Linked DNA regions of Homo sapiens: region 1 is linked to region 2. The links are chromatin contacts, found by Hi-C in ENCODE. All regions are on one chromosome and are shown on one strand. The core of a region is the stretch at or near the end of the contact, and the rest is flanking DNA. Distances in the headings are between cores, read along the strand shown. Region 1 overlaps LINC00504 (long intergenic non-protein coding RNA 504). Region 2 overlaps LINC01182 (long intergenic non-protein coding RNA 1182).

The links. Hi-C counts contacts between places; a loop is a spot of excess contacts on that map.
Region 1: a map of PC-9 shows a loop between it and region 2 (7-fold over the local background). The contact joins two enhancer-like sites. A Hi-C loop is called at or near these places in 2 of 168 maps with a recorded cell type or tissue (PC-9 and mammary epithelial cell).

The regions. Positions count from the first base shown.
Region 1 is chr4:14,722,304-14,728,117 of GRCh38, reverse strand. The region is part of intron 2 of LINC00504 (long intergenic non-protein coding RNA 504); the gene reads left to right. Among named protein-coding and RNA genes, the nearest start is that of LINC00504, 160 kb to the left of the region's middle. Within about 2 kb of position 1,522, at least 3 of the 41 ENCODE cell types and tissues checked have a DNase peak (open chromatin) inside an H3K27ac peak, as active enhancers do; they include PC-9 and mammary epithelial cell, where a contact is called at or near this core.
Region 2 is chr4:13,903,883-13,909,149 of GRCh38, reverse strand. The region is part of intron 3 of LINC01182 (long intergenic non-protein coding RNA 1182); the gene reads right to left. All of the region lies in intron 3 of LOC107986182 (a long non-coding RNA gene), which reads right to left. Among named protein-coding and RNA genes, the nearest start is that of LINC01085, 210 kb to the left of the region's middle. RefSeq lists enhancers at 985-2,184, 2,879-4,078. Within about 2 kb of position 1,714, at least 7 of the 41 ENCODE cell types and tissues checked have a DNase peak (open chromatin) inside an H3K27ac peak, as active enhancers do; they include PC-9 and mammary epithelial cell, where a contact is called at or near this core.

The sequences.
Region 1 (5,814 bases), core at 273-2,772, 820 kb before region 2:
GTGAGAACATGCAGTGTTTGGTTTTTTGTCCTTGCGATAGTTTACTGAGAATGATGGTTTCCAGCTTCATCCATGTCCCCACAAAGGACATGAACTCATCATTTTTTATGGCTGCATAGTATTCCATGGTGTATATGTGCCACATTTTCTTAACCCTGTCTATCATTGTTGGACATTTGGGTTGGTTCCAAGTCTTTGCTATTGTGAATAATGCCGCAATAAACATACGTGTGCATGTGTCTTTATAGCAGCATGATTTATAGTCCTTTGGGTATATACCCAGTAATGGGATGGCTGGGTCAAATGGTATTTCTAGTTCTACATCCCTGAGGAATCGCCACACTGACTTCCACAATGGTTGAACTAGTTTACAGTCCCACCAACAGTGTAAAAGTGTTCCTATTTCTCCACATCCTCTCCAGCACCTGTTGTTTCCTGACTGTTTAATGATCACCATTCTAACTGGTGTGAGATGGTTCTCATTGTGGTTTTGATTTGCATTTCTCTGATGGTCAGTGATGATGAGCATTTTTTCCTGTGTTTTTTGGCTGCATAAATGTCTTCTTTTGAGAAGTGTCTATTCATATCCTTTGCCCACTTTTTGATGGGGTTGTTTGTTTTTTTCTTGTAAATTTGTTTGAGTTCATTGTAGATTCTGAATATTAGCCCTTTGTCAGAGGAGTAGGTTGCAAAAATTTTCTCCCATTCCACACAGATACATTTTCTATAATGCTTGAAGAGAAAGTGTAGATAATATGAGAGGACTTTTTAAAGCAAACCTCAGTTGGGATACAGCACATGATTAATAACCTAAGAAATGGAAATGTCAAGTTTATCATCTAAATATTAGTCAGCAGACTTGAATTTGTTTTGGAAAAGGATCAACAGTCATGCATGACGCAGAAGATAGGCACCTCTGACACCAAAATTCCCCTCTAAATATCAAGATCTATTCAAACAAGACATTCAGAAGCACAGGCAGGATAATTAATAATCCATTACATAAGTAGCATTTGCTTATTTTAATTACTAGGAACTTCAGTTAGGTCTCTTCCATTGTAAAATGAAAAAAAAAAAAACCACAAAACAAAAACATAAGCCTGTTTCTCAGGTAATGATTTGTGGTTGATGTTCTTAGAAGTCCTAGCACCTGGCAATGACTCAGCGCTCAGGTATAGGCCAGCAATGGGAGGGGAGAGAGCAACGGGAGGGGCACATAGGGTCGAAGCAAACTCTAGTGCTAAAACAAAATCCTGAAATCCAAGTTCCATTCTCTGCTTAAAACCTGTCACTCTTTTGCTTTGTTTTCAGAGAAGTGTTTGGATTTCTTATACTACTTACTACGTTATTTATGATAGGTGCTTTTTTTGTTGTTGTTGTTTCCACTTCAGACACATCTATTACCACTCTTCTCTTATGCCTCTTTGTGCTTCACCTGCATGAAATTCCCTGGGTTCTCGGGTTGTTTCATGCTATGACTTGCCTTCAGACTTTTGCTCATGCAGATTCTGCCTGAAATTATCTTCTTTGCTTATAAACTATTTAGAGCTGGCTCTTAGATCACCTGCCTGGGAAACCTTCTCTCATTTCTGCCTCATCCACCTGTCACACGTGGGCTGTGTCAGTGGCCTCTTCTCCAAGGAGCTAAAACATTCTGTTTAGCTGTTATCTGTACCTGAGAGAAAGACCCTCCCTGGAAAAATGACTGTCTTACTTTTCCAAGAATTACAGATGGATTCTTACACAGCCTTTCTTCTGTGTCTAGGAATCTCAAAAAGACAATCTACCAGAGAAGTGACTTGGACCAAAGAGTAAACGAACAAAATTAAAATAATGTAAAATGTTCTACTGGCCTGTTGGTAGTTAAGAGTTGACCAGTGGGAGTAGATGGTTCTGTACTGCACCTTGTTTCTCATACATCACCAGTGATACAGGACAGAGTCTGAAGGGAAATGGCCATTGCTCTTCTAATGTTGAAAGATGATATGATCAATATGAGCAATAACAATTGTGAAAATATTCCTGCTCCCAGGAATATTTTTATTCCTCTACTTAGGATGGATTCAGATTGTATTGTGTTTGAAAATTGATGCTTACCCCTAACAGGTGTGTGTGTTTGTATATTTTCTTGACCTAACATCTATTTATTTGGTGATTAAGAAGAATGAGGGGGTTTCTTAGTTGGTTTGAGTTGCAATAAAAATATCATAGACTGGGTAGTTTATATACAACAGAAATTTATTTCTCACAGTTCTGGAGACTGGGAAATCCAAGATTAAGATGCCAATCAATATCTTTCCTGGTGAGGGCTTGTTTCCTGGCTTGCAGAAAGCCGACTTCTTGTTGTGTCCTCACATGATGGAAAAAGCAAGGATCTTTCTTGGGCATCTTTTATAATAGCACTAATCCCAATAATGAGGATTTGATCCTCATGACTTAATCCTTTCTTCTAATATCATTACCTTGGGGGCTCAGATTTCAACATGTGACTCTTGGGAGAACACAAGAAAACATTCAAACCATATTGGGAGCATTGCAGCACCTCTCCTGGGAGAAGAGAATTTGAAGGGGCTGAACAGTTTTGATAAATGTATAGGGCCAGAATTGGTGTTAAAATATTTTGCTGAAATATTAGACTGAAAGACTTAGACTCTGAAAAATGTAGTTCTGTCTCTGCAAATAGGTGAAGCACTGTCAGGGTACAGATTTCTGGTCCAGACCAGCCCTGTGGATAGGAGTTAGGCATCAGCACTGAAGGCTTTGAAGAAGGTGGTACTCTGACTGGAGTGGGGCACTATAGATTGATAAGTTGTCTGGGAAATCTGAACAATCAACATTTCTTATAGTTTCCTTTTGTATGATCAGGATATTCACTTATTGAGCCACTGCCCTTTGGAAGACATTGTGCTAAGTGTTGGGATAAAGGGTAGATAAGGCAGTAAAATGCTTTTCCTAATGTGATTTAGAAACTTGGTAGGGCAATGCACACAATAAAAACAAATGCAAAGAAATAAACATGACAATTTCAGATCATGACAATAGCTATGATGAAATAAAAGTGAGTTTTTTGTTAGCACCTCATGGCATGGGGGTGGGGGACAAATTGGATAGTCAGTTAAGTGGGGGCATTTGAGCCGAGACATGATATAAGGGTGCCAGCCAAGTGAAGGTCTTGGTGGAGTAAATTTCAGATAGAAAAAAATAACAAATGCATAAACCCAAAGGTATAGAACCAAGCTGAACATCTTTTTTTTTTTTTTTTTTTTTTTTTTAATACTTTAAGTTCTGGGATACATGTGCAGAATGTGCAGGTTTGTTACATAGGTATACATGTGCCATGTTGGTTTGCTGCACCCATCGTAATCTACATTAGATATTTCTCCTAATGCTATCCTTCCCCTTGCCCCCCAGCCCCCGACAGGCCTCAGTGTGTGATATTCCCCTCCCTGTGACCATATGTTCTCATTGTTCAGCTCCCACTTATGAGTGAGAACATGCGGTGTTTGGTTTTCTGTTCCTGTGTTAGTCTGCTGAGAATGATGATTTCCAGCTTCATCCATGTCCCTGAAAAGGACATAAACTCATTATTTTTTGTGGCTGCATAGTATTCCAGGGTGTATATGTGCCACATTTTCTTTATCCAGTCTAACATTGATGGGCATTTGAGTTGTTTCCAAGTCCTTGCTGTTGTGAATAGCGCTGCAATAAACATAAGTGTGCATGTGTCTTTATAGTAGAATGATTTATAATCCTTTGGTTATATACCCAGTAATGGGATTGCTGGGTCAAATGGTATTTCTAGTTCTAGATCCTTGAGGAATCACCACATTGTCTTCCACAACACTCCCACCAACAGTATAAAAGTGTTCCTATTTCTACACATCCTCTCCAGCATCTGTTGTTTCCTGACATTTTAATGATCACCATTCTAACTGGCATGAGATGGTATGTCATTGTGATTTTCATTCACATTTCTCTAATGACCAGTGATGATGAGCATTTTTTTCATGTTTGTTGGCTGCATAAATGTCTTCTTTTGAGAAGTGTCTGCTCATATCCTTTGTCCACTTTTTGATGGGGTTGTTTGTGTTTTCCTTGTAAATTTAAATTCCTTGTAGATTCTGAATATTAGCCCTTTGTCAGATGGGTAGATTGCAAAAATTTTCTCCCATTCTGTAGGTTGCCTGTTCACTTGGGTGATAGTTTATTTTGCTGTGCAGAAGTTCTTTAGTTGAATTAGATTTCATTTGCTGTGCAGAAGTTCTTTAGTTGAATTAGATTTCATTTGTCAATTTTGGCTTTGTTACAATTGCTTTTTGTGTTTTAGTCCTGAAGTCTTTGCCCATGCCTATGTCCTGAATGGTATTGCATAGGTTTTCTTCTAGGGTTTTTATGGTTTTAGGTCTTACATTTCAATCCTTAATCCATCTTTAATTAATTTTTGTATAAGGTGTAAGGAAGGGGTCCAGTTTCAGTTTTTGGCATATGGCTAACCGGTTTTCCCAACAACATTTATTAAATAGGGAATCCTTTCCCCATTGCTTGTTTTTGTCACGTTTGTCATAGATCAGATGGTTGTAGATTTATGGTGTTATTTCTGAGGACTCTGTTCTGTTCCATTGGTCTATAGATCTGTTTTGGTACCAGTACCATGCTGTTTTGGTTACTGTGGCCTTGTAGTATAGTTTGAAGTCAGGCAGTGTTATGCCTCCAACTTTGTTCTTTTTGCTTAGGATTGTCTTGGCTATACGGGCTTTTTTTTTGGTTCCATATGAAATTTAAAGTGGTTTTTTCTAATTCTGTGAAGAATCTTTGTGGTTGCTTCGTGGGAATAGTGATTAATCTATAAATTACTATGAACAGTATGGCCATTTTCATGATATTGATTCTTCCTATCCATGAGCATGGAATGTTTTTCCATTTGTTTGTGTCCTCTCTTATTTCCTTGAGCAGAGGTTTGTTGTTCTTGAAGAAGTCCTTCATGTCCCTTGTAAGTTGTATTCCTAGGTATTTTATTCTCTTTGCAGGAATTGTGAATGGGAGTTCACTCATGATTTGGCTCTCTGTTTGTCTATTATTGGTGTATAGGAATGCTTGTGATTTTTGCACATTGATCTTGTATCCTGAGACTTTGCTGAAGTTGCTTATCAGCTTAAGGAGATTTTTGGCTGAGATGATGGGGTTTTCTAAATATACAATCATGCCATCTGCAAACAGAATACCCTTTATTTCTTTCTCTTGCCTGATTGCCCTGGCCAGAACTTCCAATACTATGTTGAATAGGAGTGGTGAGAGATGGCATCCTTGTCTTGTGCTGGTTTTCAAAGGGAATGCTTCCAGCTTTTGCCCATTCAGTATGATATTGGCTATGGATTTGTCATAAATAGCTCTGATTATTTTGAGATATGTTCCATTGATACCTAGTTTATTGAGAGTTTTTAGCATGAAGAGGTGTTGAATTTTATCAAAGACCTTTTCTGTATCTATTGAGATAATCATGTGGTTTTTGTCATTGGTTCTGTTTATGTGATGGATTACATTTACTGATTTGCATATGTTGAACCAGCCTTGCATCCCAGGGATGAAGCCGACTTGATTGTGGTAGATAAGCTTTTTAATATGCTGCTGGAATTGGTTTGGCAGTATTTTATTGAGGATTTTCACATTGAAGTTCATCATCAACGGATATTGGCCTGAAACTTTCTTTTTTTGTTTTGTCTCTGCCAGGTTTTGATATCAGAATGATGCTGGTCTCATAATATGAGTTAGGGAGGAGTCCCTCTTTTTCTATTGTTTGGAATAGTTTCAGAAGAA
Region 2 (5,267 bases), core at 465-2,964:
GAACTGTAATGTGAAAAGCACAAAGCTTCCCTCAACAGCTACTATACAATCATGGTAGTGTTAATAATAACAACTATCAATCAATTATACAAGCTAGACTTGATTCCATCATTTAACTCTTATGACCAACCACACTCTGTGAAAGAGACTCTTAACATCTGAACCATATAGATGAGCAAAGGGAGGGTTTAACGACTTGCCTAAGAGAACAAAGACAGTAACTGATGGAGCCAACAATGATATTCTTGCTTCTGACTCCAAAATCCACACTCAAGTTTTGTGCCTGAAACCCTATCTCTCTTTGAGAGAGAATAAGAATAATATTAGCTATCATTTATTAAGCCTTTCTGAGTAGGCCCTACCTTACTTGTTGCTTATAGATATACTCAATTTGAACTTATTCCACATTAGCATCCAAAAAATGCCACATCATTTATTAGTCGAAATCGAGTAAAGTTCATCTGTGAGCCCACAGTGGGAAGAATGGCAGGAAGCCCAGTGGATGTCATTAGTGAGGGGCTCCTCCTCCTCTCTACACTTAAATAAGCACACCATCATAGTTCCTGGCCCAGAACATTTGGGAATGAGCCCTGTAGACATCACCTTGTCTATGTTACTTCTAAATTGTACTGCCCAGGGTCTGGCCTCTGTGGGTTTGCACCTGGCCACACCCTATCCAGGGTAATACATGTCAACAGTGCCCAGGCCTCTGCCATTTTCAGAAACCCCAAACCCCTTTTATCTTCCAAGGCAGATAAATACCCAGCATCAGTGTATATGCCAGTGTTAGGAAACCAGTCTTCTGGGGTTAGTGCTGAAGAACTAACACCTTCTACCATAAAGGCCTGAAAGAGCTACTTTAGGAATTTGAACACACCAAAGGAATCTTCCATCCACCATGAAAAGAAAAAAGAAAAAATATGTATGTGTAAAGGAACTACATTATGCCATACACTTTGCCATGTCCTGCTGTACTTCGCCTACAAAACTGCAAGGTAAAGATTATTATAATTGGTTTTTAAGATGAGTAAACAAAAGATTAGAGAAGTTTTTTTTTTTAAAAAAGTCCCTAAATTGTACAGCTATTTCACTCTTTGCAGACAGCCTGAGGAAAACTTTTAGCTAATCTTAATAATAATTACCATTTCTTGGGCTCTTAGTCTGCACCAAGGCAGTATACTAAGCACTTTATATCCATTAGTTTCCATAACAATTCTATAACTTACTTCATTATCTCCACCTAAGAATGAGAACCACTGGAGCTCAGAGAAGCTAAGTCTTTTGCCCAAGCCACACATCTGGGAATGAGGGAGTCCAGATGTGAGCCTCTATGTTAGAAGTCAAAGTCGGATTCTTAACCCCAGCACAGCACAGCCTCCCCTCAAGGCTTTCAAGGGGAAGTGTGGCCCCAAAAGGACTGCGACTGTAGGGGAGATAGGTGGATAGAGCAGGCAGGGAGAAAAGTGGAAAATACCAGCTAGTATTCCTGGTACTCTCTGCACCTTACCACTGGAGCCCAGGGTACTCATTTTACAGGAATGACTCACAGGACAAAAGAGCAGAGGCCTTGCTTACTTTGTTTTGCAAACCATACCCTGTAGAATGAGAATAATTATTAGTCATCTGCAGGCCTTGTGATGCTTGTAGCTTAGTCATTGAGTAACTATTATAGATCACACATTCCTATTCCTTTGGATAGAGTCTCAAGCCACCTACACAATCCTTAAACAACTTCTCAAAGTCCCTTGAGCTGGGGGTGGTGGAAGACACACTCTCCAGAAGCTATGCATTCTTCCTACTGAGAGATGGACACCTTGTGGCCAGTAGCATAATGAGAAGTCTTTCAGCAGAATGAACAGGCATCCCTCTCCTGCTTTCAATGACCCACACACTCTTCAAATTGTCCTTCCAGCAAGAAAAGATACTCCAAGCAGTTTTAAGTCTTCCTTGGGGGCATAGGAGTTTCATGTCAACTAGGTTTGGTTTACATTTATGAGAGATGCTGCCTTATGTGAATGAGATAGGAAAAGAAAATACAGCAGGCATATGAGTGAGTAAAGGTACCAAATTCTAATAAAAATGATATGAACACATATGTGGATGTCCATACGCGCACACACACACACACACACACATACACACCACTTAATACCTTAATGAAAAGAGTCACAGCAATCTGGTGAATAACTTACTTATTTTGTTTTCCATTTTGAATTCTAAGAGTGGAGCTACTGAGATGACTAAAACAGTTGCTGTCCTTAAAGAACTCAAAGCTTAGTGGGAAGACAGAAACAACATTAATACAATAAAACCAAAGAGGTTATTATGAAAGCTCAGAGGAGAAACATCCAAACCAAATGGAGTTGAAGGTTAGGCAGAGGATGAGAAAGATTTCCTTGAGGCGATGAGAGCAAAGCTGAGCATTTTTTAACACACACCTGTCCAAAGTAGAAGCTGTTAATGCAGTACCCTGGCAATCTAGATGAGCTGGCCCCATGATTGAGGATATCATTCACATATACTATAGCAGTAAAGATGCTTTGAGATTTAAATAATTGAAAGCTTAATATCAACTCATTTAAACAATGAGGAATAATTCTGCCACATAACAAGAGGTGTAGGGAGGCTTCAGATATAATTTATCAACTCAAAGACATCATTTGAAACTCAGTTTTTTCCCCCATTATTCTACTACGAAATCCCAACAGATTTTCCTAACTGTCTTCTGGATCACAAGGTTGCTGCTGCAGTTCTGGACACCACGTGCAGACACAAAAATATTCAGCAAAAGAAGATATCTTTTCCATGTAACAATTTTTTATGAACAAAAGTATTCCCAACAGCTTCCCAGCAGGTTTCCCCCTCATATCTTATTGGTCATAATTGGGATACTATGATTGGATTACTAAGAAGTGAATAGAGGGAGGCTGTGATCTCCCCAAGAAAGGCTTGGAAAGCATGAAGAGGGAGAAGTATTTGTTGACTAGGTAGATACATTTTTTGGTACATTGGGAGTGGGATATGTGGGAAAACAAACCTATCAAACATGGTGCAAACCAAACTCTTCCCATTGGAAATTCTGACGGAACACTGTCTCTGAATTGATTGACTTATTTGAGGGAGTGTGCCATACTCCTGTAAATGGGGCTGTATCAAATGCTAAGAATTCCAGGTCTAAGCAGATAGAGCCAGAGGACTAGTCTTGGTACCATAGAACTTTTATGCTAGAAATGACCAAGAGGTGATGATTTTAGAGATCTGAAAACTGCTCTGCCATTTACTCAATACATGCTTTGTCCTGGCCTTTGCTGCCTGCTGTAAAATGCTTTGCCCATCTGCAGCTTTGGGCCAAGACTGGATGCTTTTCTGAGGGTCCTTCCAGCTCTGAAAGTCATGAATCATCACGATACGTGATGCAGAAAGTCTGATTCATCATGATACGTGACGCAGGTTCCTAATATTCCTCATCACCAGCACTTTATGATATTTCATATTGTTTTTAGCGATCTCACTAGAATGAAGATTCTTGAGTCAGCCTAGCAGATAACCAGACAAATTGTTGGTACTCTAAAACAAAAACAAAACAAAACAAAACACTTAAATTGGTTTTATGACAGAAGAGCTGAAAAGTACATGTGATCTTTCATTTAGTAGCAGCACTCCTGGAAAATCATCTTATATAAATTATTTGAATTTTTAGAAAAACTTGAAGCACATTTTCATCAAAATGTTATTGATCAGGTGTGAAAAGTACAAAACAACTAAATATCCAACTCTAAAGCCTTGTTTATATTAAGTGTGGTATATTCAATGAGTGGATTATAATCATGAAATGTAAATTTTAGAGACCTTATAGCATGTAAAAAAAAAAAGTTACATGTTACAAAGTAAGTGAAAAGTGGTACTAAGTTTTATTTACACTATACTGATAATTATGTAAACCAAACAACCCAAGCATTTAGAAGGGAAGAAAAAAAAACTTAAAGGAAAAAGACAAAATGGTGCATAGTAGCTGCACTGAGAAATAACTCAAAGGTCAATTTTTTTCTTTCTATTTTTTTTGACACTCCCAAAATGTTTATAATGAGTACGCACTGGTTTTATCATGGAGAAACACAATAAAAATCACTGATGGATTATTTGATTATCTTTATTAACTCAGTCTTACCTATTACTGTTGTTGACAGGAATAAATCCAGGTGTTTAAGAATGAATTTCATTGGCAGAGCTTGATATTCCAAACCTTGCTTCATGTTATCAAGCTTTCCTCCCAATCCAAACTTCTCTCTTATTACGGTTCAAACGACAATGCACAAAACTCTTTGCAGAACCTGATCTGGCCCTCCCATCTCCCCATCACCACCCCCTGCTTTTGTTATACCAATAATTCTTCCCAAGGTGCCCTTTCTTCTTTATTCCACTTCTCTCTACTGGCCAATATCAGAAAGCTCAGCTCAAACACTCAATACCTTCCTGAATGATCTTAGGCAAATTATTTCACTTCTCAGAGTTTCCACTTCTAAATTTCTATAAAATGGAAATGATTTTTAAATTGCTTTTTCTCACTACTATTACACAAAAGTTACTGTACCTGGCACATAGTAGGAAAACACACACAAAAATAGAAAGGGCAGCTTTTCCTCTGAATCCCTCTATCCCCAATTTATAGCTGTCTCAGTGCCTGGCACTATAGAAATAACTTAATTCATGTTTATTGGATGAAAAAAATGCCACTAGTGCTGCTACCAGGCCCTGACAGATAAGGACCTGTGGCTGTGTGATTTTTAGATGACTTATCTACATAAGAAAGCACAAAGTAAGAAAGTAGTCTAAAAGAGAGCTTCCTTCCCACATAGAGAAAGAGCTTTATTGACTTTGGTCAGAAACGGACTCTGGAAAACCGCCTGCAGGCATCTCTGTAAGTATTCGCCTACAAAGCAAAGAATATCAGAAAATAAGACGGAAAAATTTCTCATCCTTTTCCTCCCCACCCCCACACAAGGCGCCTCTCTCAAAAGGAGGATTTGGTTGTGTTTTTAAATGGACTTTTGCACTTTTTCAAAAATCAGCTAGATACCAATGCATCCCCACAGCTGAATAAGCACCATTAGGATGAAAGATGCATCCTGGGGGCAGCATAAACTGTGATCCAGCTGCCCCTCCAGCTTGTGCAACTTCTCTTGTTTGATGAGAACAGGGAGGGAGTGGAGTGGCCTGTAGGCTATGTCATGCAGGGTTGGCAGCCTCGAAGTTCATTTTGAAAGGAG